Linked DNA regions of Homo sapiens: region 1 is linked to region 2. A link is an interaction called in ENCODE POLR2A ChIA-PET data of the cell type or tissue named here. Cell type or tissue: GM12878. All regions are shown on one strand. Each heading gives the region's core, and the rest is flanking DNA. Links, peaks and the distances in the headings are about the cores only. Region 1 has its middle 150 kb from the start of LRRN1. Region 2 has its middle 210 kb from the start of LRRN1.

Region 1 (16,301 bases), core at 6,637-11,636, 57 kb before region 2:
CAGGGTAGATGGAATCAGAATTGAGTTAAATTGTAAGACATCTTGGTTTCCAGGGATTTGGAGAATTGGTTGGTGTTGGAAAACAGTCCAGAGGAAGGTAGTCACTAAAGAAGGGTGCTCAGCAAACCAGATTTACCATGGCCCCTTGGAGCTTAATTCTGCTGGGGAAACTTAATTCTGCTGTGGAGGCCAGGGTAGAATATACACCCAAAAGTCCTGTCACCCAGTGGGCAAAGGAGCTCGGTATTTTTATACCAATTCCTGTTGGTCATTGGTTGAGGACTGCTCTAAAGGTGTATTAATTCCCCGGTACTTCTCATCTGCCACTTGGGTGGCAAAGAGTGCTCAGAGCTCAGAGAACACCCTCAGTATTGGCAATTGGAAGTCAGGCTGCTGTGCACTAGTGTGGTAGGGGAAGGGGCGTGAGAGATCACCCAAAACTCTACCCCATATACCATTGGTAGACCTTCTGCCTGAGCCTCCTCTTATAGTTTGGATATTTGTCCCCACCCAGATCTCATGTTTAATTGTAATCCCCAATACTGGAGGTGGGGCCTTGTGGGAGGTGTTTAGATCACGTGGGTGAATCCCTCATGGTTTGGTGCTATTTCATGATAGTGAGTTCTTGAGAAATCTAGGTGTTTAAAAGTGTATGTCACCCCCACCCCCCAACACTCTCTTGCTTACTCCTGCTTTCTCCATGTGATGGGCCTGCTCCCCCTTCGCCTTCCACCATGACTGTAAGCTTTCTGAGACCTTTTGAGAAGCCGAGCAGATGCCAGCACTGTCTTCCTGTAAAGCCTGCAGAACTGTGAGCCAATTAAACCTATTTTCTTTACAAATTACCCAGTCTCAGGTATTTCTCTTTATATCAATGCAAGAACAGCCTAATGCACGTCCTTTAGTACATGAAGGCTATAGGACCTTGATTAGAATTTTACATTCCTAGCAATGCTTGTTGTCCTGTTAGACATTTAGATTTACACTGAATATTAGTAGCTGGAGAAATGGGCTTAAAGATAGCTATAGAAATATAATAGATGAGAACTTGGAAGGAAGGAAGCTTAGTGTTGTTATATGAGAAGATGTGGGGAGAAGATGCTTTTACTGACTGTCCCTGGAGATTTTTTAGTGGCGCAGAGGTCATTTGACAACTTCTGGTGGCATCCAAGTGTCAGAATTAGGTAATAGCCTAGGATTAGACTGGGTATGGGAGGGTGCAAGATGTGGTGTGTGTGTGTGTGTGTGTGGGTGTGTATGTGTACCTGTGTATGCCAGAGCATGTGTGATACAAGCACATATACTGGGAGACAGACTCAGAACTCCAAATCTGACATCATGTGTTTTGTTTAAGTTTTGCATGAGTCTAAACACCCTAATGCAAACCATTATTCCCCTTTCCCTTGTTCTAAAACACTATGCTTCAGTTTATTTTCAAACCACAACCTGTCTCGAAAGACCAAAAGATTCCAAGTAAATGGTATTGTTTTAATGAAGAAACAGAAGGACTCCTTAAGGAATTCAGCTGATTATCCTGAACATAACCCATGAGGCTTTTCTGTGATCTCAGTTTTCTCTTTAGCAGTGCTATTTTGGGGAGGAAAATCAGCATGTGTGAGGTTAGAGTTCCAGACTGAGTTAAGAGTGAGAAAAATCAGATTTAGCTTTTCAGCCTGGATTTTTCAATTGTCTCTTTTTGGGGCTATCAGTGCTTATGGTGGCAAATCCTGCAATTGCGTATGCTTACCTAAGTCATCTAGATAGGAACATGTATAGATTACATTGTGCATATGCATGCAAATGGAATCACTTTAGTATCTGGAAGTTTCTTTTGTTTTGATTGAGCTCTCATCCAAAGTATTTTTTCCCATTCGTTTTCTGCTTCTCAAGGACCATTTGTATATCTTAAACTGATTTTATATGCAATAGTCCTGTGGATGCTAATTAGAAAATCATCAGCTTTTGTAGCCTTTTGGAATCTCTTAGGAAATTAACATAATTGGCTATTTCTTGCATTTTGAAATTTCACACACTTGGTGAAGTTCACATTCATCTTGCATTGATTGATTATTCCTCAATTCCACACCCACCCTGCTCTTTATACCTAATAGCTGTTCAAAAAATCTTGGTTGAAATAAATCCATCATTTACGTCTTTCAAAGTCAGTCCTTCAGTGTGTCTAATGAATACTCTAGAATGTTTCAAGACAGTCAAGAAACAATCAAGCTGTACTTGTTTACCAGTGTCTTTCAATTGCAAAGATCTATAAGTCCCACTGCAGACTCAGTTTACCCAGTTTGTGATTCAGTCTCTATTCAAGTAGGCAGTTATAATGTTAGCCAAAGGGGTAGAGTGAATTTTGGGATTAGACTTATTGCTCCAGATTTGGATCTGTTTTGCCTGGGGTGGGGGTGCATGTCCACTAAGCCTCGGCATGCCCTTCCCATGGTGGCCTAGGATGTACGGCTGTGACTTTGCCTTAATTTCCTTCCCTAATTGGTACTCAGTTCCCTACTGAAAATGCAACCTGTGTGGGATCCAGTTTGCTCAGTTGAGGCCCTGATACCTTACTTAAATCAAGCTAGCTCTTTCTCCTAGGAGCTGAATCATACACAGATAACTCAAGACCACTGTCTGTAGTTCTCCTGTGAATGTGCTTGTCACCCACAGCTATTCTTCTGCCACACACTATACCTGAAGAATTTGTCATCACTTAGACCTATGACATTGTATTGTCCTGCTTAAATTTGATCACCTCGGTTTTCTGTTTTCCTTAGCCATTCATCCATCTACCCATCCAATTGTTTATTCATTCACTCCCTTACCCTTCTGTGGGGACCATTATGCCTTATGCACAATTCCAAAATAGATTCTACATTTTTGGACCTGAACTTTAGATTGTCAATTACTGCACCAACCATCAATTTTACATCTAGTCGATTTCCCTTATCTCTTGATTTTCACCCAGACTAAACTTCTCCTCCTTAACAATGCAGTTATAGAAGTCCTTATTTGTCTTACATCCAAGCCTACCGCAGTTTTTTTGTTTGTTTATTTTGAGACAGAGTGTCACTTTGTCACCCAGGCTGGAGTGCAATGGCATGATCTTGGCTTACTGCAACCTCTACCTCCCAGGTTCGAGCAATTCTCCTGCCTCAGCCTCCCGAGTAGCTGGAATTACAGGCGTGCACCACCAAGCCTAGCTAATTTTTGTAATTTTAGTAGAGATGGGGTTTCACCATATTGGCCAGGCTGGTCTTGAACTTCTGACCTCAAGTAATGCACCCTCCCTGGCCTCCCAAAGTGCTGAGATTACAGGCGTGAGCCACCACGCCACTCCCGGCTGCCTACTACAGTTTTAATAAGGGCTCCTCTCACTTTGGCCTTTCTATTCCATCTATTCTTGCTGAGTACATCCTATTATTTCTTTATAACTTATATGGAAATTGGGGTTGAGAATTAAGTTTTGTATCCTCAAAGGAAGAATAAAATTATATAAGTTTATTTGCTGGACAAATGCATATTCTGTGTGAGGCACGGTGGGAAACAGTGAACGAGACAGACTGGACTCCTGTTCTCATGAAGCTTATACTCTAGCAAGGGAAACATTCATTAAATAAGGAGAGTCAATCCCTCATTTTTTGTGGATTCTGTATTTGCAAATTTGTTTACTCACCAACATTTGTTTGTAAGCCTAAAATCCATACTCACAGCCCTTTCATAGTCATTCAGGGACATGCACAGAGCAGCGCAGAATTCAAGTTGTTGCAAGCTGAGGTTGAACAAGGTGATGCTCTACCTTCTTGTTTCACCTCTCAGAATGTAAAGAAGTATCCTTATTGTGGTAGATTTAGCACCATGTTTTTTTGCATTTTTATATACAAAATGCAAAATTGTGGTGATTTTGCTGTTTCAAAGGACCCCCAAATGTAGTGCTGAAGTGCTGTCTAGTGTTTCTAAGCACAAGAAGGCTGTGATGTGCTTTATGGAGAAAATATGTGTGTTAGATAAGATTCACTGAATCATGAGTTACAGAGCTGTTGGCCGCATGAGTTTGATGCTAATGAAACAGCAATATATAGTAGATACTGTGTCTTTAAACAGACACAGGCATCAGACAAAGTCATGAATTGAGCTGTTGATGAAACTCTCCTAACCAGAGGCTTGCAGGAACCCAATCTTGTATTTGCTAATTTAGTGTTCACAGTGACTTTGTAGAACCTAAGGACTGTGAATAGCAAGAATGACTGTAATTAAATGAATAACTCTTTAATTGCTAATATGATAAGTGCTACACATTAATAGCACTCCGTACCACAACAGCATCTATAGAGGAACTTATCCTGACCTTAGAGGTTAGGAAAGGCTTCCCTGAGGAAGTGGGGTTTCCCCTGTGATGTGAAAGAGATGTAGGGATTAGCTGAGTTGAGAGTAGGAGGTAGGGAATTTCAGACAGAGGGAACAGCATGGGTAAAAGCCCTGATGTAGGAAAGAGTGTGATTCATTGGAGGAATAAGAGAAGGCCCCCATGAGAAGATGATTGTGTGTGGGGTGGGGAGGGGAGGGTACAGGGGAGAGTGGTAAAAAAGAGAATAAAGCTGTAGACATGGACAGAAGACAGTTCATAGAGGACTCTGTGGGCCAGGTTAAAAATCTAAACTTTATTAAAATAGCCATGAAAAAATACTGATGGGTTTTCACTAGAGAACTGATAGTTCCTTCTGCTCTGTGAAGAATGGATTAAAGACAGGGAAAGTGAATAAGGGGACACCTGGCAGGAATCCAGACAGGGGATGACAATGGCTTGAGCTGGGGTTTGAATTAGGGTGTGACCATGGATATGGAGAGGAGGAGACAGACTCATAATAGATATTGAAAGTAAAAACGGTAACATTCAGTGAGTGAGGAGACATGGAGGATGAGGGAAAAGGAGAAGTCGAGGATAATCATGGCGGCAGCAACTGAGTACTTAATGATATAATTTATGAGAAGGGGAACTCTGGAAAAGGAACACCATTAGAGAGAATATAGTACATTTTGTTTCCAAAAATGGCTGCAACGGTATCTCCCACCTCACCTGCTTTTTTTTACAGTGTGACCTTACCACTCTCCCACTAAGAGGCAGAACTTATTTCCCTTCCCCTTGAATCTGGGCTGATCCTGTGGTCTGCTTTGTCTAATAGAATATAGTGGAAGTGATGCTTTATAGCTTCTGAGCCTGATATTTAAGAGAATTGCAACTTCTGCCTTTGTTTCTTGAAATGTTCCTCCTTGGAATCCAGTTGCCATCTTTGAGGAATCTCAAGTGGCTACACGGAGATGCTAACATGAAGGAGAATCAGAACCCATGGCTGATAATCCCAGCTGGCCTCGAGCTGGAAGCCAGCATGGACTGTCAGCTATGTGAATCTTGGACCTTCCAGCCTTCTCAGCACCCTAGCTGCACTACGTGAGCGGAAGAACCATCCAGGTAACCTACAGAAGCATGAGAAACAATAATTTGCTGCAATAGATTCTAAAACAGAGTATGTAGGAATTCAGTTTTGGACATGTACATGAAATGTTGTGGGGCACTCAGATGAAGATGACTGTTAAGGAGTTGGTTATAAATATCTAGAGCTGAGAAGTGAGATCTGGGTCAGAGATATACATTTGAAAGTTGCTAGTGCTTAAATCATATTTGTAACCATGGGAGTTGCTAAAAATCTGTTGAGACTGTAGAGTGAATAGAAAAGCAATATAGAATTAGGACTGGGACTGAACTTTGAAGAATTCTAGCTTTGAATGGCCGTGTTGCGAGGAGGTGCCCTCATTGGAGATTAAGAAGGAGCAACCACAGTTTTCTTGTTATCACAGAAGCCAAGAGAGGAGAGGAGACTACTTCCAGAAGGAGTGTGTGCTCCATAGTAGTATCAGAGGCAAGTGAGAAGTTACAGAACATGAGTTTGAAAAGTTTCCATTATTGATTAAGAAACACGGTGGTCATCGATAATTCATCTAAGTAAATTTCCAGAGAGCTCTCATTTACTTTTTACAGTGCTGACGACATTTTTGTTTTAACCATTTTAATGATAATAGCTTACATTGCATACTTTGTGTATGCCAGGCACTGTGTAGGATTCTGCATCTACATTACATCATCTTTGATTTAACCATAACAATTACATGTATTTTTGAGGCAACTGAAGCTTAGGGAAATTAAACGAGTTCCCTAAAATTATTCAGCTAGTCGGTGGCTACGTGCCCTTCCTCCCCGCCCCACCTAATCTACTGCTGTAAGTCTGTTGAAGGAAAGAAAGCCACATTATTGTTAATTGTTTTAGGTACAGTGATGGTCATTTTTATGGGAGTCTTTTTGGAGCTTATATCTTTTAGAAATACAAACTGAAATATTTACAGTTGAAGTTTTATATCTTACATATGCGTCAAAATAATCTAAGTGGTAAAGAGGGAGTCATTATACCATACTCTCTATTTTTCTATAGTTTGAAATATTCTATAATGGCAAGTTGTTTTATTTTAAAGTGTCTCAGTGAGGTTCTGAGGTCTACCCAGTGAATAAAGGTACAAGGGCTTTGCGTTAGCTATTTTAGGTACTCAGAGTTTTATTTCTGGTAGTTTTTCTCTGATGTTGTGGATAGCGAGTGGTCTAGATAAATGGTCACTGGACATGGGAGGAACTATTAAGTCCTCCATAAAGCCTGCAAAAATAAGGTAACAAACCTTCATATTTTGATTTACTGAATAATTGTGAACGGTGACGTTCATCATCACTCAAAAGGCTTAGCAGCATTTGTGAGATGACAATTAATTAGCAGGATGGCTTTATGAAATGCATGTTGCTTTTCATTGCTATGGCCCATTTTCCTTGTTTAATGCAAACTTGGAGGCTCTTAAATGCATCCTCAATCTTTCTGGATTTGTTGTTGCATGGTTCCACAGACATTTTCCCCTAGAGACATGGTAATTTTGCAACTTTTAAATATTCAACACAATTCTAATTATAAATAGTTCTCTTTCAAAAGCGATAGCCAGACACTTCGCACAAACCACATCTTGTTATATTGGAAAAGGATGACAGCATAATGACTGATGATATGTGTTAGATTCTCTCATTTCTCTTAATTAGAATTTTCTCTGCATTATCATGCTTTGTAACTAACCAGCTTATTCCTGACAGTGGTTAATGTGATTAGGAATGGTTTTAACTTTGTATTTCATTTGGAGAAACAGCCCAGCCATTCTGTCTGATAGCCTGTGTGGGCAGAGGAACAAATTTCTCCCAGTCCTCCAATATTTCTGTTCTGCTTGGGCTGGTCTGGTCAGGATATGAGAAGAGACCAGGGGAATGGGAGCATGTTTTGTGCTGTCAGAAAGAGAGAGATACTTGCAAAAGGAAGAAGAGTGTAGCCTTGGTACAGAAGGCAATGAGAAGGTTAGAAAGGGTGACCATATGGAGCCATAAATCAGTAGCTACCCAGGCAACAAAGCTGACTCTGTACATCTGGTATGTGACGCACCAGTTACTTATTGAGCACCTGCTGTGAGCACAACCCGGCCATCACCACTGTTGGGGAGTACAAAATACTCCAGAGACCTTTTCTTTGCCTTCAACTCTAGTTGGAGGCAGACTTCTACAACTTAACATCCTCCTTCAAGACAAGGACTCATCTCTTCGGTTCCTCCTCATATCCCATTGCCTGGTACGAGGTTTAGCTCACAGTAGTTACCCTTAATAAATGATTCGCTAATAAATGAATGAATGGATGAATATAATAACATGAGAATAGTTACAGGGTCACTTACAAGAGATCTAATAACCCACTTTAAACTAAATATGTAAATGCCAATAGGGTGGTCATAGAATAAAGGAATATCAGAGCAGCATGAGGTTCTGCAAAAAGATTTCAGGCTTCTGACAAGCCTGTGCTGGTTTCCACTTCCTCAGTCTCCCCAGACAGGGTAAATTAAGATGACGGCCCTGATGGTTAAAGTGCCCAGGTCCCACTCATGGAACATGCATGCCAGCAAAACTTCTGGAAATTATCCCTCAAGGTAAGTGAGAGGGTGTCTGGTAGATACAAGAAGGTGAGTGGGTTTCACCTCCTAATAAGTTGCACAGACATTCCTGGGCCTGGGACACCTGAGAGAGGAGATCGTGCAGCCTTACAAGGGTCCCAGGTGAGCTGGATGCAGAGTACAGGTGGATTTTATGATATCTGTTTTTTGACTGTGCTGTGGCCAATCCTGAACCTTTTGAAACATAAGGAGACACAGTGTCCCAGAGGTCAGTCATTACAGAGTCCTGGAAAAAGGGATTTCTGAGCCTTCTACTCACGATTTGAGAGAGAGATCTGTGGCAGCTTTATCTGCATTATCCTGGAAAATTAAGAGAAGATACTATGGTTTGCCTTTAGCTCACAGATTGCTTGCTATCAGCAAAGTGAAGACTTTGGGAGGAGCTGAAAACATAATTTTTGTTTGGGGATGCTCCTCTGAATTCAGCAGAATACCTGACTTGAAACAAATATTTGGATTATCTGTGGGGTTGCTTTATCTAGAAATCCACATATTTGTGCTTCAGACTAGTGGTATATATGAAAAAAAATAATTCAGCTAGAGAATTTATGAGGAACACCCTTCCGTCCTTCTCTTCCCCACACACAGATATTCAGGAACGTTTTTTTCTTCTTCCAGTGAATATGTGAACGTTTTGCTAAGTAGAACTTGTTAATTGCCACCACATGGCCAGACCTCTTCTTAGGGAAGAATATCATTGTTATGAACTGAATTGTGTCCCCCTAAAATTCATAGGCAGAACTCAATGTGACTGTATTTGGAGATAGGGCCTTGAAGGAGGTAATTAGGGTTAAAGGATATTATAAGAGTGGGTTACTAATCTAATAAAACTAGTGTCCTTAGAAGAAGAGGAAGATGCCAGGATGCCTGTGCACAGGGGGAAGGCTGGGTGGGGACCCAGCAGAAAGGAGAACATCTGCAAGCCAGGATGAGAAGCCTCACCAGAAGCCAACGCTGCCAGTGCCTTGAGCTTCGATTTCCAGTGTTCAAACCTGGAGAAAATACGTTTCTGTTATTTAACCCGCCTCGTCTGTAGTATTCTGCTATGGTAGCCTCAGTGGATTAATACACTAAAAGTAAATAAATAACACATGGCTTCTGTGGTTAGCGGATTTACTGCAGTCAGTTGAGGAGAAAAAACAAATGTGGATAAAATGGAGAGAATATACTGTTATGTTGAGCAAAGCTGACAGTAATATAATAAATATAATATAATACAGACAGTAATATAATAACAAGAGCTTATTTTAATGATTAACTTACCATGTGTTAGTTTCATGTGAAGGGTTGAATTGTGTGTCCCCAAAAAGATATGTGGAAATCCTAACCCCTAGTAACTTTGTATGTGACTTTATTTGGAGATACAGTCATATAGAAATAATCACATTAAAATGAGATCATCAGAATGGACTCCAATCTTGTATGACTGATGTCGTACAAGGGGGAAATTTGGACACAGAAACAGACATGTGCAGAGAAAAGATGTCATGATGTCATGAGGACACACAGGGAGAAGATACCATGTGACTGGAAGAGGCATCTACAAACCAAGGAGTGCCAAGGACTGCCAGCAAACACCAGAAGATGTTTGGTTAGTGTTGTAGCAGGCAAGCTGCAGACAAAACCCCTCAGACACCGAGTTAAAGAAGGAAGGGCTTTATTCGGCCGGGAGCTTTGGCAAGACTCACGTCTCCAACAACCGAGCTCCCGAGTGAGCAATTCCTGTCCCTTTTAAGGGCTTAGAACTCTAAGGGAGTCCGCGTGAGAGGGTCGTGATCGATTGAGCAAACAGTGGGTACGTGACTGGGGGCTGCATGCACCAGTAATCAGAATGGAACAGAACAGGACAGGGATTTTCACAATGCTTTTCCATATAATGTCTGGAATCTATAGGTAACATAACCGGTTAGGTCAGGGGTCAATGTTTAACCAGGCCCAGGGCGCGGCGCTGGGCTGTCTGCCTGTGGATTTCACTTCTGCCTTTTAGTTTTTACTTCTTCTTTCTTTGGAGGCAGAAATTGGGCATAAGACAATACGAGGGGTGGTCTCCTCCCTTAGTGTAATCGCAATTTTTGCCATTACTTTCAATGGCAAAAACCACAATTACTTTTGCACCAACCTAATAGCAGCTACAAGGAAGGATTCTTTCCTAGAGTCTTCAGAGAGAGAGAGAGACAGAGAGAAAGAGCTCGGCCCCCCTGACATGTGATTTCAGATTTCCACCCTCCAGAACTGCGAGATAACACATTTCTGTAGTTTCAGCCACCTAGTTTTTGGTGCTTTGTTTCAGCAGTGCAGGGAAATGAATACAGCCTTGTTCTCAGAGCTGGACAGGGCAGCTTCCTTAGTCACTAATTCACCACAGATTTTAAGCTATCACTGGAATGATTTAGAAATTATAGTGCCAGTTCACTCAGGTTTCCTCACATGGGGTGAGCTGTCCTCACTGAAGTACTGAAGTGTCTCTAATGGAAAGAAAATAATATGAATAATATAAAACATCACTTGTCATTGACGAACTAATGCTGTATTTTTGTGATGCACACACAAGTTGTATAGTGACTACCTATAAAGTAGCTACTATTATTATCTTATTTTATAGCTCAGGAAATGAGAGTCAGAGAAATTCAATGATTTGCCTGACTTACCCTTGGTCTCACACCCAGTAAATCCTGCAGCTGGCATTCAAACTCAGGTTTCCTCTAGCTAGGTAGTGAAAGGTAGGATTTGGATAAATAGTGTAGGAAGTACTTCTGAGCTGTGAGACTAAACAGAATTATTTCCACTAGAGATATTTCCAGGCATAGCTAAAAGAGAGAGTCAAAAGTGTGCTTGGAGAACGAGGAGCCCAACATAACAGGACTGGCATGGATAAGACTTCAAGGTGGCCCGTTAGTTTCATGGAAGGTCAACGTTTCCCCATCCTTAGGAATTCCTGCTTCCAAGAATTGATTAGTGATAAGCAGACAATAGAACTTGACCCAAATCCATTTCACATGCGTTTCCCACTGAAACTGCCTTTCCAAAAATTATGACAGTGAAAGAAATCTGACCTAACTGACTCCATCTTTCTTTTAACCTTTAAACTACCCTTGTTCATTCCTGTGTGTTAGCCAAAGTAACTTTGGAAGGAATTTAGTTTGTAGTTTAACTTTGAAACAAAGAGTATAACAGCCCCTCCCCAAAACAAACTACCTCCTTACTTGGGGAGCAGACCACCTTTGTAAAACTGACAAATTAGCCACAGAATTAGAAAGTGTGGTCAGGAATCATGCAGCCAGAGACCATAAGATTCCTAACCTCACCAATTGCTCCTGCAGATAACATTGCTGTTGTAAAACCTAAGATCAGTGTCCAAGACAGTTTTCAGACCTTGCATTATGACAGACCAGCCGCTGCCACCCAGACTGGCAATCTGGCTCAACTAGTTCTGCAATCCCACCCAGGAACAGAAGAGAGCAAGAAGAACCTGCTCCAACCCCCTATGATTTCATCCCTGACCTAATTAATTGGCGTTTCCCATTTCCTAGCTCCCCACCTGCCAAACTCTCTGAAAACTCCTAGCCTCCACATTTTCAGGAAGGCTGAGCTGAGTAATAATAAAACTCTAGTCTCCCCTTTAGCCGGCTCTGTGGGTATTAAACTCTTTCTCCACTGCAGTTCCTCTGTCTTGATAAATCAGCTCAATTTGGGAGGTGGACAAGAGGAACCCACCCAGTGGCTACACCAGCATGAAATTCTGTGTCATCTTCTTGCCTCCTCTCTATACTCCTTATCTCTCAAGTTTCTCTGTGGCATGGGGGATAATGGAGAACATTGACCATATCAATCACATGGAAAATCCATGTGTCCCTTCTGAGATTTACATAGCAACACCTAAGCAAATAGGGAGTTTTCTCCAGAACTATTCAGTATTTTATAAACAAGTAGCAGTAACATCCATCATCTTTAAAATCTCCATTCATTAAGCACTGTGCTGTAGCAAAACAAAACAAAATGAAACGAACAAAAGAAACCCCAGAATACAATATAACATGGCAAGACAAAACAATAACAACTAACTTAATGCAGATATACTTAGAGCAAGACCATCCTGCTTTACAGAAATTCTGAGTTGTGGAGTATTTAACAAGAAATATAGCTTTATAGCAAAAGTCTCCAGCTAAATATGGGGCAGTCGAGTGTAGCCAAATGCAAGCCTAAGATTTCTTTACTAGGCAAGAGCAATTTGTCATTACCAAAGCAAGAGAAGAGGGGTAGCATTGAGTAGAAAAAGTGGTCATTTGTGATGGGATCATCTGGTGTGGGTTTCGCTGCTGTGTGGCTTTGGGGTCTCTTTGTCTCCCAGGGCCTGTGTTTTCATCTATAAAATGAGGAAATTTCACTAAAAATCATAAATTCCTCTTAAGCTCTATGTCCTGCCTTATAGAAATCAGTGCTTCTCAAGTGCCTAAAACTTCTTCAAAGTGGGCTTTTTATGATTTGAACCTCTTTAAGATGGGGAAGTATCTTCTCCAAGCATTACCTTTCGGCTTGGAAAACCCTATCTTGGTCCAATTTAAATTATGATAAATGCAAATCAATGACATCTAAATTAGAAAGGTCTTATGATAGTTGATCATACAAGAAGGCTTCGGTCATTATATTAATATGACTTTTCTCTAATCAGGTATTTCTCATGTCATATTGATAATTTATTCCTTGGCAAATGACTATATGTCTTACATTGTGAACCTGGTTATTTATGGTTGTATCGATATACAAGCCTAGGTCAACTGCTCGTATTATCATCCCAAACATAGAATATCTATGGAAGTCACTGCTACAGTCTTCTGGATTTCACATATTATCTACATGGAGTTCCTTTGGTACATATGTTAATTAGACATAAGACAGCTAATGACACCAATCATACTATTTGGAGAAAAGAGTAATGTTTCTTATCTCCTAATTCATCTACTCATCTGGTAGGGAACTTCTGTCCCTTCTCTTTCTATTCTTCCTATTCTTAAAAGTATTTATAATATTCAGCTTTCCTATAAAAGGATTCCCTATTCAATAAATGGTGCTGGGATAACTGGCTAGCCATATGCAGAGAATTGAAACTGGACCCCTTACTTATACCATATACAAAAATTAACTCAAGATGGATTAAAAACTTAAATGTAAAACCTAAAACTATAAAATCTCTGGAAGACAACCTAGGCAATACCATTCAGGACATAGGCATGGGCAAAGATTTCACGACAAAGGCGCCAAGAGCTATCCACCCATCAGTGTGGAAAATGCACAGAAGACAATTCTAATACCCTTCTATTCTCCTTCAGGGCTACCTTTCTGTTCTTCATAATGCTTTAGTCTGAATTCATTAAATCTATAATTTTTTAAAGACATTCATTCTCATTTCTGATATTAGCTAGCATTAATAATTAATACATGGGGCCTATCAGATACTCTACATAATTGCTTATTCTATCAGCCTTTGAGCTAAATTAGAAAAAAAAAGATGTTTCAAGTGAGAAGTGGTAAGTTAAAGGAAGCTAACTGAGGGACAAGTTAGAATGGTTTATAAAAGAACTATACTAAAGCTGAAATGAAAAAAAACTAAGTTTGAGGATTTTACTCCACTATTTACTATCTGGATGACTGAAGATAATTAATTTCTCTCAGTCTATTTCCTCATCTATAAAATATAACTAAATAATAAATACACAAAGATAAATAAATAATAACAATATGCTCATCCTCAAATTCTTAGTGCCCAGCACACAGTAAGTGTTCAAATAATGCCTGCTGAATGTCTGATCTTCACCATTTTATTGGTAAATAGAAAATAAGTATGGGGCAAGCATTTAGTGTTGTCAGCATCAATGAAAATAATAAATACAAAAACACCTCATGAACCATAAAGCACTGTACAAATGCAAGGGCTTTTAAAAACCCAAAGGAACATGATGGCTTTCCCACATAGAAGATATAAAATCCTAACCCACTCTCTCTTTTCCCTTCTGTTACAATACAATGGCAGCAACAGCAATTTCAGCATTGGGTTGTGAAACAAGTTACAGGAGCTAGGCTTCATGCCCCAAAGCACAAACAGGTGGAGATATAGGAGCATCTTCCTGACTCGGCAAAGGAAAGTTTTAAGAGCAATAAGCGAGAAGACAAAGCTTTTCAGAATTGCGCTGTGTTTCAGAGCTTCCCTCTGCCATCTCTGGGCCCTGGGAAAGGCAGTGTCAGGAAAGCACAGGGGAAACATATGGTGGGAGAACAGCATGCTGACAGCTGAAGCACAGTTTTATAATAACACATAAAAGTAACAGCTATGCTAGTTAAAACAGGATTACTTTAAAATATATGCATAGATACACACACACACACACAGACGTGTCTTGAAAACTGGGATACAGAGGCTGTCTGAAGAGGCAGCCAGAATCAGAGGAAGAGTTAGGAGTTTGCAAGCTCTTGTCTACAATGCTGACACACAGCATCGTTGGAAGCTGGGAGGGGGCCAAGACTCAGCCCTCCTCCTTCCCAGGGTCTTAACCAGTGGATGTGAGAAACTGACACAACACATCAGCTTTACCCATGGCTGGGCAAGCGCCCAGTGATCCTCAAATGCTGGGGTCTGGTAAATAATTTTTGAGAATGTAGCTTGGATTCAAGGTCACCAAACACCTTTTATTTCTTCCATAAGCCTGGATCTTGAGGTCAACCTGTGTGAAGGTATCTGAATCTGCAAAGGAAATTTGTTCCCCTGCCTGGCTGAACGGAAGAGCAGGACCTGCCCCAAACACCATCACCAGTAGAATGCAACCACAACAAAGCAACGGATGGGCTGGGGTTGTGTTTGTAATTTAGTTATTCCATCCTTTAGAAAATATGGCTCAACAAATGTTCCAGTTCTGACCAATCTGATTATTTATTCCCCCTAAAGTAGGGAAGAATAGGAAGAGGAGGGACAGAAGTTCCCTACCATATGGGTAGATGAATTAGGAGAAAGAAACATTACTCTTTGCCCCAAAAAGTATGATTTATGTCATTAGCTGCCTTATGTCTAATTAATATACATACTTAAGGAACTCCATGTAGATAATATGTGAAATCCAGGAAATTGTAGGGATTTCCATAGGTATTCTATAGTTGGGATGATAACTGCCAAAAGCAATTGCAACAAAAGCAAAAATTGACAAATGGGATCTAATTAAACTAAAGAGTTTCTGCACAGCAAAAGAAACTATCAATAGAGTAAACAGACAACCTACAAAATGGGAGAAAATTTCTGCAAACTATGTGTCTGACAAAGGTCTAATATCCCCACCTAAAAGGAACTTAAAGAAATTTACAAGAAAAAAACAATCCCAATGAAAAGTGAGCAAAGGACATGAACAGACACTTCTCAAAAGAAGACATACATGCAGCTAAAAAGCCTATGAAAAAAAGCTCAACATCCCTGATCATTAGAGAAATGCAAATCAAAACCACAGTGAGATACCATCTCACACTAGTCAGAATAACTATTATTAACAAGTCAAAAAACAGCAGATGCTGGTGAGGTTGTGAAGAAAAAGGAATGTTTATACACTTTTGTTGGAAGAATAAATTAGTTCAACCATTGTGAAAGACAGTGTGGTGATCCCTCAAAGAACTAAACAAAGAAGTACCATTCCACCCAGCAATCCCATTACTGGGTATATACCCAAAGGAATATGAATCATACTATTATAAAGACACATCCATGTGTATGTTAATTTCAGCACTATTCACGATAGCAAAGACATGGACTCAACCTAAATGCCCATCAGTGATAGACTGGATAAAGAAATTACAGTACATATACACCATGGAATACTATGAAGCCATAGCAAAGAGTAAGATCATGTCCTTTGCAGGGACATAGATGGAGCTGGAGGCTATTATCCTTAGCAAACTCACACAGGAACAGAAAACCAAATACTGCATGTTCTCACTTATAAGTGGGACCTAATGATGAGAACACATGGACACACAGAGGGGAGCAACACACATGGGGGTCTTTCAGAGGGTGGAGGTGGGAAGGAGGGAGAGGATCAGGAAAAATAACTAATGGATAGTAGACTTAATACCTGAGTGATGAAATAATCTGTACAACAAACCCCCATACCATAACACAAGTTTACCTAGGTAACAAACCTGCACATCCTGCAGATCTACCCCTGAACTTAAAATAAAAGTAAAAAAAA
Region 2 (16,301 bases), core at 4,671-9,670:
AGGCCAGAGAGGTGCAATTAATATTCTTTGGAGGGAAAGGGCAGCCAGCTGAGTGGGAAGGAAGTGGGGAGATGTTTGGCTTACTTTCCACCTAAGGATGTTTTCTATGAAGTGAATTCCTAAATGCTTTAAATTACTCTGTTACTCCCCATTAATCTATGAAGCCCACACAACAACCAATGGTCAATTACTTGACCATTTTTATTAAAAACAGTTACCTGAAACTTTGTCTGTTTGCTACTAAATGTTCATTTCCTTGAAGAAAAATATCGACTTAAAATGTATAGGCTTGGTTCTGAGCTTTGCAAGGCAAAAGAAGACAAAACCTTGCCCCCATTTAAAAAATCGATACATAATAATTGTACGTATTTATGGGACACTTGATATTTTGATACACGCACACAATGTGTAGTGATAAAATCAGAGTATTTAGGATACCCATCACCTCAAACATGTATCATTTTTTCGTGTTGAGAACACTTCAGATCTTTTCTAGCTATTTTGAAGTAGGCAATGCACTGCTGTTTCCTATAGTCACCCTGCTGTGATGGATACTAGAACTTACACTTTCCATCTAACTGTTTGTTTGTACCTATTGACCACGCTCTCTTCATCCCTCTTCCCAGCCTGAAGAAGAGAAGGAGGCGGCTGCATATGTGATGCGTATGTGATACATATAAGACACTAGACCTGGATCCCACCCTGAAATAAGTCATTCTGCACTTGGGGACAGCTGTGAACAGTTCTGCAGTGTCCTGGCTGCACTTTGAGCCAGGTGCATCTGCGTTGGAGCCCATTTCTACCTCTTGGCCACTGCTTATACCCAGGCAGCTTATTTAAACTTATTTGATTTCCAGTTTACTCATCTCTAAAGTGGAAAGAGTAAAATGCATCCAACAAAGCTTTTTGCAGTGTTTAGAGCGTATGTACGTAAACTATTTTGGCAGTCATAGGTACTCAATAACTAGTAGCTATTACAAGTGTAACAAGGCCATACGAGACACCCAGGGATAGGCAAGTCACCACTGCCCCAGTTTCTCAGGTCAGCTTGGAACTTTCTGCTCCATCACCCCTAACATGAGACTTTCTGCCTTTGCAGCTACAAGACAACTGCTCCCCCTTTAGCCTTGTGGCTATGATCCAAGCAGGACCAAGAGAGATGGTTGAAGGGAAAATCATCCATGCCAGCTTAGGTTGTCTACTTTTTATCAGGAAATCAATAGCTGTCCCTGAAAGCCCACACAGTTTATTCTGTTTATACAGTAGTCCCCCCTTATTCATAGGGGATACATTCCAAGACCCCCAGAGGTTGCCTGAAACCATGGATAGTTCCAAACTCTATGTTTTTTCTTATACATGCATACCTATGATAAAGTTTAGTTTATAAATTAGGCTTAGTAAGAGATTAACAACAATGACTAATAATAAAATAAAACAATTATAACAATATGCGGCATTACTACTCTTACATTTGGGGCCATTTTTAAGTAAAATAAGAGTTCGTTAAAGGCAAGCACTGTGATACCACGCCAGTGGATCTGATCATCTATATGGCTCCTAAGTGATTAACAGGCGGGTGACATCTACAGCATGGATCTGCTGGACAAAGAAACGATTCACATCCCAGGTGCGATGGAGCAGGACAGTATGAGATTTTGTTATGCTACTCAGAATGGCACACAATCTAAAACTTACGGATTGTATATTTCTTAAATTTTCTATTTAATATTTTAAGACCACCGTTGACCCTAGGTAACTGAAACAGCAAAAAGCAAAACTGCGGATAAGGAGGACTACTGTATATCCTTGGCCGAAACTGGATCAAAAAATAACTCCTAGCAGCAAGGGAGTCTGGAGAGGTGAGTATTTTACAAAGGCAAAGTGCCACCTGAACAAAACTGGGAGTAAAAAAAATGAAATAATGAAAAGGAGAAAATGGATAGGATCACCAGGTAAAAAGCAGAATCATCCCCGCAATCCCCCCACCCCAGGGATTTCACATCCTCCATATTTTGGCCAGCTGGCTCCAGTTTGTACTCCAAGGTACAAAGAAGCTGAACTGGTTCTTCCTGTCTTTGCCACTAGAGAAAATGATGATGACGGCTCTCATGGACTGAGCATTTACTACTCCATGCCAGGTTCTCATTTAAGTACTTTACATGTATCATCTCATTTAATCCCCAAAACAGCATCAGGAGCTAGGTACTATTATTATCCTCCGTTTACAGATGAGGGTCTTGCTGTGCTGAGAGGTTCAGTCACTTGCCCCAAGCCATACAGCTACTAAAAGATGGAATTAAGTTTCCTTCCCAGGTTGTTTGAATCCAAAGCTCAAACTCTTAAGCACTATTCCATATTGCCTCTTTAAAAAATCAGTAATTTGGCTGGGTGCAACAGCACATGCCTGTAATCCCAGAACTTTGGGAGGCCAAGACAGGAGGATTGCTTGAGCCCAGGAGTTCAAGGCTACAGTGAGCTATGACTGCACCACTGCACTCCAGCCTGGGTGACAGAGTGAGACCCTGTCTCTACAAAAAAAAAAAAGAAAGTAATTTATATTAATGGTTAATTGATTTTGACAACAAAGCACAGGAAATTTAACTGGAAAAATGATAGTCTTTTGAATAAATAGAGCTGGGACAATATGGTATACAAATTCATAGCAATGAATTTAGACCTTTACCTCATACCACACCCAAAACTTAAATCAAAATGGATCAGGCCTAAATGTAAGAACTAAAACTAAAACTTTTAGAAGAAAATCTTTGTGACTTGGGTTAGGCAAAGACTACTTAGATACAATATCAAAAATATGATCCATTAAAGAAATTGATAAATCAAATGATTAAAATGAAAAAAAATGTGTGTCAAAGGATACAATTAAAAAGTGAAGACATAGTACAGACTTGAAGAAAATATTTGCGAAGAATATAGATGATAAATAACTTGTACCCATAATATATGAAAACATCTTACAATTCAATAATAATACAAACATGCTGATTAAAAATGAACAAAAGATTTGAATAGACATTTCATTATAGAAAAGATGCAAATGAATTATAGGCATATGAAAAGGTGCTCAACGTCATTATTCACTGGGGAAAAGCAAATTATGACCACAAAGAAATTCTACTGCACGCCCACTGCGATGACTTTAATTAAAAAGACAGAAAATAACATATGTTGGTAAAGATATGGAGAAATTGGATCTCTTCACATTCCTGGAATATAAAGTACTACAGCCACACCAGAAAACAGTTCAACAGTTTCTTAAAAAATTAAACATATGCTTACCATTTGACATGGCAATTCCTTACCTAGATAACTGGAGAATTGAAAAACCTATCTTCATACAAAGGCTTGTACACAAAAATTCATAGCAGCATTATTTATAATAGCCAAGAAGTAAAAACATACCAAATGTCTATTTTCTAAAGAAAATGTGCTTTAGAAAATACGCATCCATACAATAGAATACCATTCAGAATTAAATACTGATAGACGCTACAACATGGATGGACCTCAAAATTGTTAAGCCAAGTGAAAGAAGCCAGATGCAAAACACTACACAGTGTCTACATGATTTTAGGTGAAAAGCCTAGGAAAGGCAAATCTATAAACAGAAAGCAGATGATTGGTTGCCTAGGCAGAGTGGGGATTGACAGCAAATGGCTGCGGAGAATCATTTTGAGGGTGATGAAATGTTCTGAAACTAGATTTTGATGATATTTGCACAACTCTGAAAAATTACCCAAAATCATTAAATCATATACTTGAATTGGTGAATGTTATATTATGTAAATTGTACATTAATAAAGCTATTTTCAAAAAGTGGTCCAAAAAGAAGATGGAGGTTGTAGTCCAGATATCCTGCTGTACTTTGTTTTACTAATGGATTTTGAATGAAACACATACAATTGAGCAATTCCCAACAGGACCTAGGCTGATTTCAGTGCTAAATTTTGTTGTGCTTCTTGTTGTTGTTGAACTGTTATTTTTAAGGTAATAGTTCAAGAGTACACGTGCAGGTTTGTTACATAGGTAAACTTGTGTCTTGGGGGTTTGTTATACAGATTATTTCATTACTCAGGTATTAAGTCTAGTACCTATTATTTATTTCTCATGATTATCTCCCCCTCCTACCCTCCACCCTCCGATAGGCCCCAGTGTGTGTCGTTCACCTTCATGTGTTCATATGTCCTCATCATTTAGCTAATTATTACTGAGAACATGCAGTATTTGGTTTTCTGTTCCTGCATAAATTTGCTAAGGATAGTGGCCTCCAGCTCCATCCATGTCCCTGGAAAGGACATGATCTCATTCTCTTTTATGGCTGTATTCCATGGTGTATATGTACCACATTTTCTTTATCCAGTCTATCGTGTATATGTACCACATTTTCTTGATCCAGTCCATCATTGATGGATGTTTAGGTTGATTCCATGTCTTTGCTATTGTGAATAGTGCTGCAATGAACATACACATGTATGTGTCTTTATAATAGAATGGTTCATATTCCTTTGGGTATATACCCAGTAATGGGATTGCGTGGTCGAATAGTATTTCTGTGTTTAGGTCTTTGAGGTATTGCCACACTGTCTTTCACAATGGTTGAATGAATTTACATTCCCACCAACAGCATAAAAGTATTCCTTTTTCTCTACAACCTCACTGCATCTGTTATTTTTTGACTTTTTAATAATGGCCAATCTGACTGATGTGAGACGGTATCGCATTGTGGTTTTGATTTGCATTTCTCTAGTAATCAGTGATTTTGAGCTTTTTTTCATATAATTGTTGGCTGTATGTATGTCTTCTTTAGAGAAGTGTCTGTTCATGTCCTTTGCCCACTTTTTAATGGGTTTTTTTCTTGTAAATTTGTTTAAGTTCCTTATAGGTACTAGATATTAGACCTTTGCTGGATGCATAGTTTACAGAAATTTTCTCCCATTCTGTAAGTTGTCTGTTTCCTCTGTTGGTAGTTTCTTTTGCTGTGCAGAAGCTCTTTAGTTTAATTAGATCCCATTTGTCAATTTTTGCTTTTGTTGCAATTGCTTTCGGCATCTTCGTCATTAAATCTTTGCCCATTCCTGTGTCCTGAATGGTGCAGCATAGGTTGTCTTCCAGGGTTTTCATAGTTTGGTGTTTTACACTTAAGTCTTCATTCTATCTTGAGTTAATTTTTGCATATGGTGTAAGGAAGGGGTCCAATTTCAGTCTTCTGCATATGGCTAGCCAGTTATTCCAGGACTATTTATTGAATAGGGAATCCTTTCCCCATTGCTTGTTTTGGTTGGGTTTGTTGAAGATCAGATAGTTACAGGTGTGCAGTCTTATTTTTGGTTTTCTTTTATATTCCGTTGGTCTATATGTCTATTTTTGTACCAGTACCATGCTGTTTTGGTTACTCTAGCCCTGCAATATAGTTTGAAGTTGGGTAGTATGCTGCTTACAGCTTTGTTCGTTTTGCCTTGGATTGCCTTGGATATTCAGGCTCTTTTTTTGATTCCATATGAATTTTAAAATAGTTTTTTCTAGTTCTGTGAAGAATCTCAATGGTAGTTTAATAGGAATATCATTGAATCTATAAATCGCTTTAAGCAGTATGGCCATTTTGGCAATATCGATCCTTCCTATCCATGAGCATGGAATGTTTGCCATTTGTTTGTGTCATCTCTGATTTCTTTGAGCAGTGGTTTATAATTCTCCTTGTAGAGATCTTTCACCTCCCTAGTTAGCTGTATTTCTAGGTATTTTATTCTTTTTGTGGCAATTGTGAATGGGAGTTTGTTCCTGATTTGGCTCTTGGCTTGACTGTTGTTGGTGTGTAGGAATGCTAATGACTTTTGCACATTGATTTCATATCCTGAGACTTTGCTGAAGTCGTTTATCAGCTTAAGAAGCTTTGGGCTGAGACTATGGGGTTTTCTTCATACAGGATCATGTCATCTGCAAACAGGGATAGTTTGACTTCCTCTACTCCCATTCAGATGACATTTATTTCTTTCTCTTGCCTGATTGCTCTGGCCAGGACATCCAATACAATGTTGAATAGAAGTGGTGAAAGAGGGGATCCTTGTCTTACACCGGTTTCAAGTGGAATGCTTCCATCAATGATAATTTTGAATTAATATTCTGCATTCACTCATTAAGAGCATTTCCTTGACTAAGATTTACGTTACTCAGGCTTCCGATCATTCAAGAAGTGTATTCCAAATTAATAAGGATTAGCCAGTCTTAAAAGATTACTGCTGAGTTTATCCAACATTTGCATCTTCTACAAATTCTCTGTGCAATGGAATCAGGATTAACATGCAGTAGAGATCCTTGGGTTGGCCCTTGAGCTTGTCAAAGTCCCTTGATGGCTAAACCATCTCTTTTTGGAGTGGTCATTTGTCTCTTTGTCATGAAACCTTGTGTTAAATTTGTTTTGTATAGGACTGGGCAAAATGCTAAAATGTACATTCTAGATGCTGGTCTAATACAATTTAGAAAGATTTTCACAATTGAAACAGATCATGAAACCATCGAAATTTTGTATTTCTGTCAAATTGGAGCTTCACCACCATCTTCTTTGAGTAAAAGCTGGAACATTTACAACTTTGAAGTGTTTGGAAAATATACTTATGATGTTCCACTTGTAAAAACCTTTATAGGCCTAGTTGACATACATTCTCAGCATGTAGCGTTTCTCTAACTGACTTTTTAAAATGAAAATATGACACTATACTTTTAAAAAAATCTAGCCTGTGACACATTTTTTTCTGGACCCCTAATTTGTCTGAAAAGAATGATATTGCTTACAAAAATCACACATTCTGCCCAAATGCCAAAAAAAGATGAGACTTTTTATTTTTAATGGCAGGGGCCCTGCCTACATGGTTCCCAGCCTCTGGAAGCAATTTACATGGCACCAGGCCATTTGTCCTTCACTTCAATTATATGTAAGAGATAAATGCTTTAGAATTTTCAAGAGTTTGAGCAGGTAGCAATTCATGAACTAGGTAGCTCCAGACTGTGACCAGTTTGGGGCTCTGATGAAGGGAATGAAAGGAAGGATTTTTTACAGGGTGACTACAGGAGCAAGGCAAAGAAATTATTTGGTTGGGTAAAGTGGAGCAGTAGCTTTATTTGGATCGTTCTAGTGTAAAGTCCCTCATTAGAGGTTAGTTGGTGGTTTCTGATCGGCTAAGCTTAAGTTTCATTTTGTATTTTATGCTGAATTGGGTTTTGGTTTGCTTATGCAGGAACCCAGAGTGCTGGAGCCACCTCACTCTAATGACCTCCCAACTAATTATTTTAACACAATGTTAGAGCCTCATATGGTGTCAGAGGTAGAAGGGACCTCAGAGGATATATAGCCCAACCCCCTCAGTTTGCAGCTGAAGGAACTAATGCCCAGAGAGGTTTTGTAACTTGTCTCATCCAAAACCACATAGCCAGTTGGTGGTTACTAGCCTAGTGCTTGCTTGACTACAGTGCACTGTGAACATCACAGAACTTCAGAGTCTCAAGGGGCCTTCGAGGCAATGCTATCCAGTAACATGTTTTCACAGACAGGCAGCTGAACACAGAGATGTAAAATGACTTCTGTAAGGAGGTCCCAGAGCTCTTTTCCCCTTCGATAGAATCATTTTTGGATGCTGGTGTTCTGCAACATTCTTAGGAATCAAATTCGTAGGGTACAATTCTATTAGTTGCAAGTTATGTTTAGTATCCTGCAACTGTAGCGGGATACAGACAGGGAAGATGAGTGAAATTGTTTTAGTCTGTGTAAGGGACCATGTAGAATAGATGATGATGCTTGTTGGTAAGAAAAGATTGAGGAGCAAGTACATTTTATTTTTATTGTGAATGTAATTTATAAATTAATTCACCTTAACATGTGTTTCAGGCTTATTTTATAAAGTCCTTTTCTGGTTTTAGAATGCTTTCACATTTATTATTACCTTTTCAGGCCATACATAATAGCACCATGATATCCAATTTAACAGATAAAACTGTGGAGTGATAGAAAGTGTGGTTGGATTGCCCAAGACCACACTGCCATTAACTAAACAGGGAAGTATTTAAGCCTTCTCATCCTAGAACATGTATGCTCTTTCCAATCCATTTTACTACCTTTTAGAATTTTGTTTGTTTGTTTTTTGTTTTGCTTTTTTTTTTGAGACGGAGTCTCACTCTTTCGCCCAGGCCGGACTGCAGTGGCGCGATCTCGGCTCACTGCAAGCTCTGCCTCCCGGGTTCACGCCATTCTCCTGCTTCAGCCTCCTGAGTAGCTGGGACTACAGGCGCCCGCCACCACACCCGGCTAATTTTTTGTATTTTTAGTAGAGACATGGTTTCACCGTGTTAGCCAGGATGGTCTCGATCTCCTGACCTCATGATCCGCCCGCCTCGGCCTCCCAAAGTGCTGGGACTACAGGCGTGAGCCACCGCGCCCGGCCACTACCTTTTAGAATTTAACAATATTTTTGTCCTATGTTTTTTAGTTTTCTGATAAAACATATAATTTATCACAGGCCGTATCTACAAGCAGGCTAGTATGAGAAAATTTAATAAAGCACAGGGGCTGTTGTTAACACTATGTTTTTAAAATTTTCCAAGTCCATATCATTGTTAGAATAATTTAAGCTTACATTATTTTTCTCTTGAAGCCCAGAGGAACTCACTAGAAGTATTCCATACTTTAAGAAGGCAAGATATTTACAAAGTTGAAACTGCAAAGCAAATGAATTAGAAGTAATTATTCTTTTTGTGTGCATCCACTTTACAAAAGACTTACCAAAAGAATCCTGTAATAATGCACAAATGTTCTTTATGCATTTTAAATAGAATTCAGTTGACCAAAAAATTTAGTCATCTTGCAATCAACTTTTCCAAGAAATTCATCTCCTGTTCTTTGTTGACTATATTTTCTCATCTCTTGAAAATTTCTTTTTAGTAACCTTTGAACAGTAAGATTGGCCTCATCTTCTGTTTGCAAAATTAGTAAAGAGCAATGGATTCCATAGGGGTCAAGGAAAAAACTCAATTTTTTTTAACTTGAATATACAACAACTAGAGCTAACTCAGAATTCCTGAGTGATAGATTATTTTCTACTCTGTGGTTATTGAAGTTTCACCTGTTCTCATAGTTGCAGCTCAGAAAGCAGGTTCAGGTGGCTTTCAATTTAGGTGAAGAGTAAAGAACTTCATCCCTGAATTCTGGAATTTCACAGTTTGGAATGTTTACAAAAGCATTATTTGAGTTATTTTTTTTTTAGTCTGACAATAAAAGCATTTTTATTGCAATTATGTTTCTGGTCCAAGATGAAACTTTTCTTTTAAAAGTTCCAAACGAAGACATTTTGGGAGCTTTTTTCTGGAGGGTGGGGTAGGCGTGGGGGTGGGGCTGGGCATTTATGAGTTGTAAGAAAAGAGGTTGGTGGAGAACAGATGGCCTCCTCCAACCATACATATTCATGAGTGCATTTATTTCATTATGTCATCCCCTGGGAAACCCTATACTTCAGCTTTTATAAGTTCGAATGCCGTCAAATTGAGCAGTCAGAAGGCCCTCTGTCAAAAACTGTGTTGCTGAAAAATTTGAAGAAAAGTATGTGAAAGCCTTCACTTCACGCTTTTGTCTTGACTTTTTACCGCTGAAACAACTGTTATTTCGAGAGCCAAGACTAGAGTGTCATTGAGCATAATAAATGTTAAGTGTTGATAGCTGAGCTGACACGTTCCATTAATCAGATGGTGGTGTGTTATGTTTAGAGTATTGCCAAGCACATTGTTTGCTAATGTCGTATGAAACATGAGATGAAAACATGTCTGTGTGTCTGTTGGAGCATCTTCAAAGTTGATTCCAGGCCCTCTCCATTTGCAGAAGGGGAATGGGTCATCCGACGGGTTGAAAAATGTTCATTATTAAATTCCCTGTGTGTCTAATCATTTGGCAGGAAGTTCTCTCTTATGTGCTTCATGCAATCTTTTCCACTGGACCAAGAAAGAGCAGCACAGGTTTTTTTCCCCCTTTCCTGCTGAGTGAGCTCCTGCTAGTGATTAATGAAGGCATCTAAATAGCCTTTGGTTTAAATGATGTTATCACTGTCTCCATTTAACTCCACATGTCTTTACCTCAAACAGGAATAAGACTGCTTCTGTCTTTTCCCATTGTTGCCTGGCCATGAGGAACTGTTGATGTATCATGATTTGTTTTACAGATCTGTCAAGATCATCACTCATGCACTTCTCTTGTTCTCTGCTCATAGATTCTATGGAAATTGAGGCATGCATGAAGCTGCCCACTTGGGTTAAGCACATCATTCATTTTCTTAAAAATCTTTAAGATAATAATCCTGATAGGCTTAATAATAACAATAACAGTAACAATAACGTCACCTAACATTTATTAAGCACTTATGATATAACAGGCACGATATTAAACATTTTACAGAAATCCTTGTGATGTTGATACTATTAGTATCTAATTTTTCAATCAAGGACACTAAGGTTTGAAGAAGTTGGGTAGCTGTTGTGTATTGTGTCAAAAAATGTGAGAGGCTTTTAAAGAAAGTGTTATTTAATTCTTGTGATCTCTCAATAGCAGTAAGAGACCCAAGAATTATGAGAAGCTGACAGGTCCCATGGAGTCCAGGCCTCTGCAGATTTTTCACCAACGAAAGTTGTGTGCAGATGAAGCAAACTGGGCATTGTAACTATGAGAAAGAAGAGGAAGCTCTTTGTCAGAAAAGAGAACAAAGTAGAGAACAGAGAGAAACATGCCGTGAGATAGGGGTGAGGGGTGAACAGAGAAAGGAGTTGGCTAGATCTCTGATTGTTTCACAATTTTTACCTGCATTTCTCAGAAGCGCCAACTGCAGTTCATTTCCAGGTGTAATTAATATTTTTACATTAACCTTCCTTGGGCCTTAGGCAGCTTCAGTGGGTTTCTCTTTCCTTGCAGCCGAAAAGTCTGGACTTGGAAATAATGGAGCTAAGATGCAACCCTTGCTTTCAGACCCCAAATCAAAGCCTGCACTCGCTCTATTACACCATCCTCTATTACACGTTGGAAGAAAAAGGGCCCAGTGAACATGGCCATAGAGCAGACAGATCTTTTTAGATCTCTAAAGTTTAAGACACACACACACAAAAATCAATAAATGGGGAGGCTGGAGAGGCAATGACTTCTGGTGGCATGACAATAAATCTAAATAATAGGTCATGCAAGTCTAGGACTACCTTTATTAAAATATATTTGCTTGTTTTTAAAAAGGTTAGAAAGTGAAAAATGCTTATTAAAAGTTACTATTATAATGAAAGTTTACTGCAGGGATGTGTACAGTAAAAGCTAAAAGCCCTTCCTCTTGTTTGCCCAGACTCCGGTCCACAGAGATTACCACTATGCACGTTTTAGTATGTGCCCCTCTAGGACTTTTCTGTGGATGGACTGGATATGTGCCCATGATGGGGCTGTGTTCAGAATCTTCGTGCCACTCGTACTTGCTTCTTCTTGATCGGTAATCATATCATGGACACTCTGCCATGTGAATACACACAGATTTGTGCAATTCTATTCACATCTATATGACACATTCCAGGGAATAAGTGCACCAATTCTCTGTTGGTGGGCATTCGATCATCTCCAAATTTCTGCTGTTACATGTCAGACTTCAATGGATAGAAACAATTCTCTTTGAAGTGCTTCATTTGCTCATTTTAGGCTGTATTTCAAAAGCACTATTAGGAAGTTTAAAAATGTAATCATCCACCCTTAAGATCCTAGGGGCAGGTAAGTATGACAGGTATTCACAGTTTAAGCATCACCTAAAAACTGGTTTTGATGACATGTATTAAGGTCCCACAATCCTAAGCCATTAATCAGAATTCTTCTGGGCTTTGTGTAATTCAGGGGTGGATAGGGTGAATATCCATTGCCATTGCCATTTCTTTTGTTTATCTAAAAAAGATCTTAAAACATTAAAAAATAATAATAACTAGCACTCGGGGGAAATTTGGGCTTGCTCTCCAAGTAATTCATCCCTGACTGCTGTGAAAACCAACTAATAAGCAAGTATGTAGTGATCACCTCTGTATCCAGTACAGATACAGGAAAATATTTACGATATTTTCATTATGCTTTAGGTAGAACCTGTAGAGCAGGCATGAATGGACCTACTGTAATCAGATGTGTGCCACCAATGTGTTAGGACTTAGTATGTGTGATTTCAGAAGCAGAGTAGATGTACAAAGCACAGAGAATATAACAATATTGAGAATATTAGAAAACTCCTGGTAATGTTTTATAAAATATGGGACTTTTCCTTCCTAAGCACGCAAAATACATCCTGTCAAAAGCTGCGTGTTTATAAATATTTCCTGCCTTCCAAAGCCATGGTAGATAAAGGAATCTTGAAAATTAGAGAAGCGATATGATAGCTCTCTCAATACTACTTTATTAAGTGTCAATTGTGTGAAGACTCAATTTTTAAACTTTAGATGATGCCAATACTAATAAAACACAGTCCTTACCTGGAAGGAACTTAAAGTTAATGTTGCATAATAAATAACCAGAGTACACACATCATTTTTAGCTTAAAAAAGTAGAAAGTATTGTTAAAAGCCAATTCATTTTCATGTCTTTATCAATTTTCCTTTAAAAGTGTAACCAGTTCTGTACGATGTTCCTAAGAGTGCTTTTCTGTGCCCATTTTCACCCAGTCCAAGGAGTTTGTTTTGTTTTGTGGCTGGATGGGTACTTAGGACTAGACTTTTATTATGATGAATAATTATAGCTATTGTTTTTTGAGGGCTTGCTTGGTAGCCAGCACCATGCTAAAAGCTTTAAGTGGAACTTAAAAATTCTCCCAGCAGGCCCTTGCTGGGAGATTTTAACAAATGTGGAATCTGACAGCTTCTTAGTGGCCAACCCAGGGTCTTAGGCCAGGCCTAACTCCAACGCCCCTGCTGTGTTCCCACTGTGTTGATGTTTATCCACTTCCAGTCATTCTCATGCCACCTTCGAGATGCTTGCCTTATCTCCATGCCACCAAAATAGTACTTTCTTCATGTCTTTTCTAAATCATCTTACTAGTCATACCTGTTATGTATCCTAAGCATTTGGGGTCATAAAAGTTTGGAGTTTAGTGTACTAGTTATATATTTTCTCCTATAGGTAATCAAATAAATAGATAAGCATTAAAGTAAAAAAGCTTGCCCATGCATCACCTGTAATTATTTAATTTTATTACCAGTGGTACATGCACCACCCTTGGGAAACCCTGTCCCATGTAATACCATTTTCAGGTTTTTCTTCTTTGTATCATTATATTTTCTCTGGATACATGTTCATTAGAGATATTCACCTCCTTGTAAAGAAAGGAGGTCTGTAAATCAGATTTGCATTTTAATCACCATGAAAACAAATTTGTGCATGGAGGAGGCACTCAGTCCACAGAGGCTAACCTTGCACAAACCGAATATAACAGGAAATACGTTTTTTGAGATAATCCTAACAAATATAACTTGACAATTAAAGTTGTCAGCTGTCTGAACATACCAGAATTTGCCCTTGGCAACAAAGTCTTGCCATGTAGGGTATTTTATCATTCAATTATTCTGGCTTTCTTTAAAAAGGTAACTTAAAAAATAAAAAATAATAGGAGAAAAGTCTTATGTTTCACCATTTGGACTGTTAAATCATGCCGTTTATTCTAGTTCATTCCATTATTATTAACATTAGCATTATGGAAAGTCAACAGAATACATTGTTCCAAAAATGTTTGAGGGTTTTATTCATTTTGAACACTCAGAGCCACGCATGTTACAGAGCAATATATCTAATCAAAAGAGGCAACGGCTCTAGAGAGGTTATTATTGGGCTGCTTATAATCAACTAATTTTTGGCTTTATAACTTACATAGAGAGATTACTTGGGAAAATAATAATATATAAAGCTGCCCTTTCAGAAAATTAACCTCCAAGACCATGCAAAAGACAAAAATTAAAATTAACTGAAGAGGGGCCCAGAAAAAAAATTATAACATTTTGAACTTCTCCCAATTAGGACAAAGTCCTCATTGCTTATTCTGAACAGGGAAGCCCATTAATTTGTACAATGCAGGTGGAATATAAAACATTAATTTCCTTTGGTTGCTGGAACTTTAGAAAAGTGCAAAAACCTTCATTAATTGTCTCAACATCCCAAGAGGTAGGTAAGTATTATTAAGTTTATTTTCTCAATAATTTGGAAATTGAAGCAAAATGTTAAATTGCTTGGCTCTATTTTCAAATTTTCCACTTCGGCTCTGACTAAGGCAGGTGGGCAGTATCTGAATTCAAGACCTGAGACCTTGCAGCTCAGGACCTCAAGGCATCAAAAATAATGACATAGTATCTCCAGGAGGTATCAGGAGCAATGTAGGAGGACTGCACAGCTCTGTGCTCAGTGTACCCAGTTTTGTGCTTTGGAGAAAGGACAAGAAGAACTGGTCTCTTTCCAAAACAAGCCTATCTCCAAAGGGAGCACAGCATAATGGTACAGACATAACCTTGCTATATGCTTGGCAGTACATACATTTGTCTTGGAGAGAGGAGTAGTAGTTGGAAAACTTAAGATAAAAGATCTGGGGTTGTCGATGGCTTCTGATGTGTTGATGTCAAGGCAAGTGTTTTCTGCGCCATGACTTCATGTTAGTCCTATACTGGAGGACGCTTTTTTTTGGTGAGGGTGTAGGGCACCAGGAGAGCCTCCTGGGCATTATGAATGTGCAGTAACAGACCCGAGAACAGACCGTGTTCTTTCTTTTGAATTCTGAATTTGTGATTGGACACTTAGACACTAAGGCATTTCCTCATAAGAAGATATTTTATAATGAAACAAGCCCTATACTTAGAGATATGAAGAAGGCATCAAGAAATGCAAGGTTATTTTTATTGTTTATTTGTTTCATGGAGGAAATCATGGAATACAGTGAAGCTGTTTCTTTCCATTTGAGCAGACTACAGTGAACCAATCTGAGACCTGGATCTCAGTTTTCTATTGCTGTTTCATGAGAAAATACGTTATACTGCTTAGGCAGGTGGATTCTGGAGTCAGCAACTTGGGTTAGACTCTTGGCCTGCCACGTTTTAGTTGCATAGAATCATGGGCAAGTTAGTTCATTTTTTAAACCTTCAGTTTCATCATCTGTAAAATGAGAGTAATAATCTTACCTGCTTCACAGATAAAGATGAAATAAGTGTAAGATATTCTGTACATTTTATCTATTATTAATGCTGTCATTAGATTTGGTGTCCAGTGAAACAGAATTTCCAGCTCGTCACAATCAATAGTGGCAAGAGAGAAACTGGAAGAGAAATAGAAAATTGTCCCTGCCTGTCATAAGTAAGGAAAAAGGAATGCCACCTACTTTTACATCAGCAGCTCTGTTGCTTAGTGATTTACAGTGGGTGACAAAAATACATTGTTGGAACATATTTTGCCAGTCTGCGAATTAATCTTTTCACAGTCCACAAGGAGGGTGAGTTTTACACATGTTCACCCCAGCCAGCAGGTGATTCACCTTCTGATCTAACAGGATAGTCTGCTTCTAGGATATAAAGGAAAAGTAGCAACGCATTTGACCAACACAATAACAAATGCACAGAACTTAGCACAGTGCCAGGCATTAAGGAAGTACTAAGGAAATGTTTGTTCTTTTTCTTTCCTCCCTCTTATTTCTTGTTTGAACCCTTGATAAAGTCATGTTCTATACTCCTTCTGTTCCTATCTGGAGATCATTTACTCACAGCTAGATCCCCACATTGTGAGTTTCTTTGAGAGCATCACATCATGTTGTATTAATTAATTATACCACCTCCCATCCCCAACCGCTTAGTATGGCGCTTGCATGCAACAGGTGCTCAAGAAATGTTAAACGTATGGTTGAAAGTAAGTAAATGTTGTTAGGGTTGGAGGATTACTTCCTTTGTTCACTATTATGTTTCATTAAAATAATATAATTTCCTTGTTTGAGAAAGACTGCCTGAAGATTTTTCAGAGGGGACCTATTTTGGTGGCGTTGCAAAACTTGATAGAATGGCATTGCATGTTAGGCCACCACACGTATTCCTCCTGGCACCTTATTGTGTTGCTTTGCCACTTTGGAGTGAAATTTGGTCCATCAAACAGCTTGTAGCTTCACTAGAACAGCTCTTGACTTGATCGCAAAATCAAAACTCTTGAAGGGGCAGTTCACTCCAATGATTTCTCCATGACTATATTGTCAGTGGGGATTTGTAATTGTAGCCACTGCTCCAAATTTCTA

The links. Peaks named below come from ENCODE experiments on the same cell type or tissue, not always from the same donor. Only the 100,000 strongest peaks of a DNase experiment are listed, where the experiment ranks them.
Region 1: POLR2A ChIA-PET joins it to region 2 with 6 read pairs; 3 of 35 experiments call an interaction of 5 or more read pairs at or near these places.

Annotation. Positions count from the first base shown.
Region 1 is chr3:3,640,366-3,656,666 of GRCh38, reverse strand. No RefSeq gene overlaps it. Among named protein-coding and RNA genes, the nearest start is that of LRRN1, 150 kb to the left of the region's middle. In GM12878, for the core only: no CTCF peak of the experiment used is centred there; no DNase peak of the experiment used is centred there.
Region 2 is chr3:3,580,956-3,597,256 of GRCh38, reverse strand. No RefSeq gene overlaps it. Among named protein-coding and RNA genes, the nearest start is that of LRRN1, 210 kb to the left of the region's middle. In GM12878, for the core only: no CTCF peak of the experiment used is centred there; a DNase peak (open chromatin) is centred at 7,356.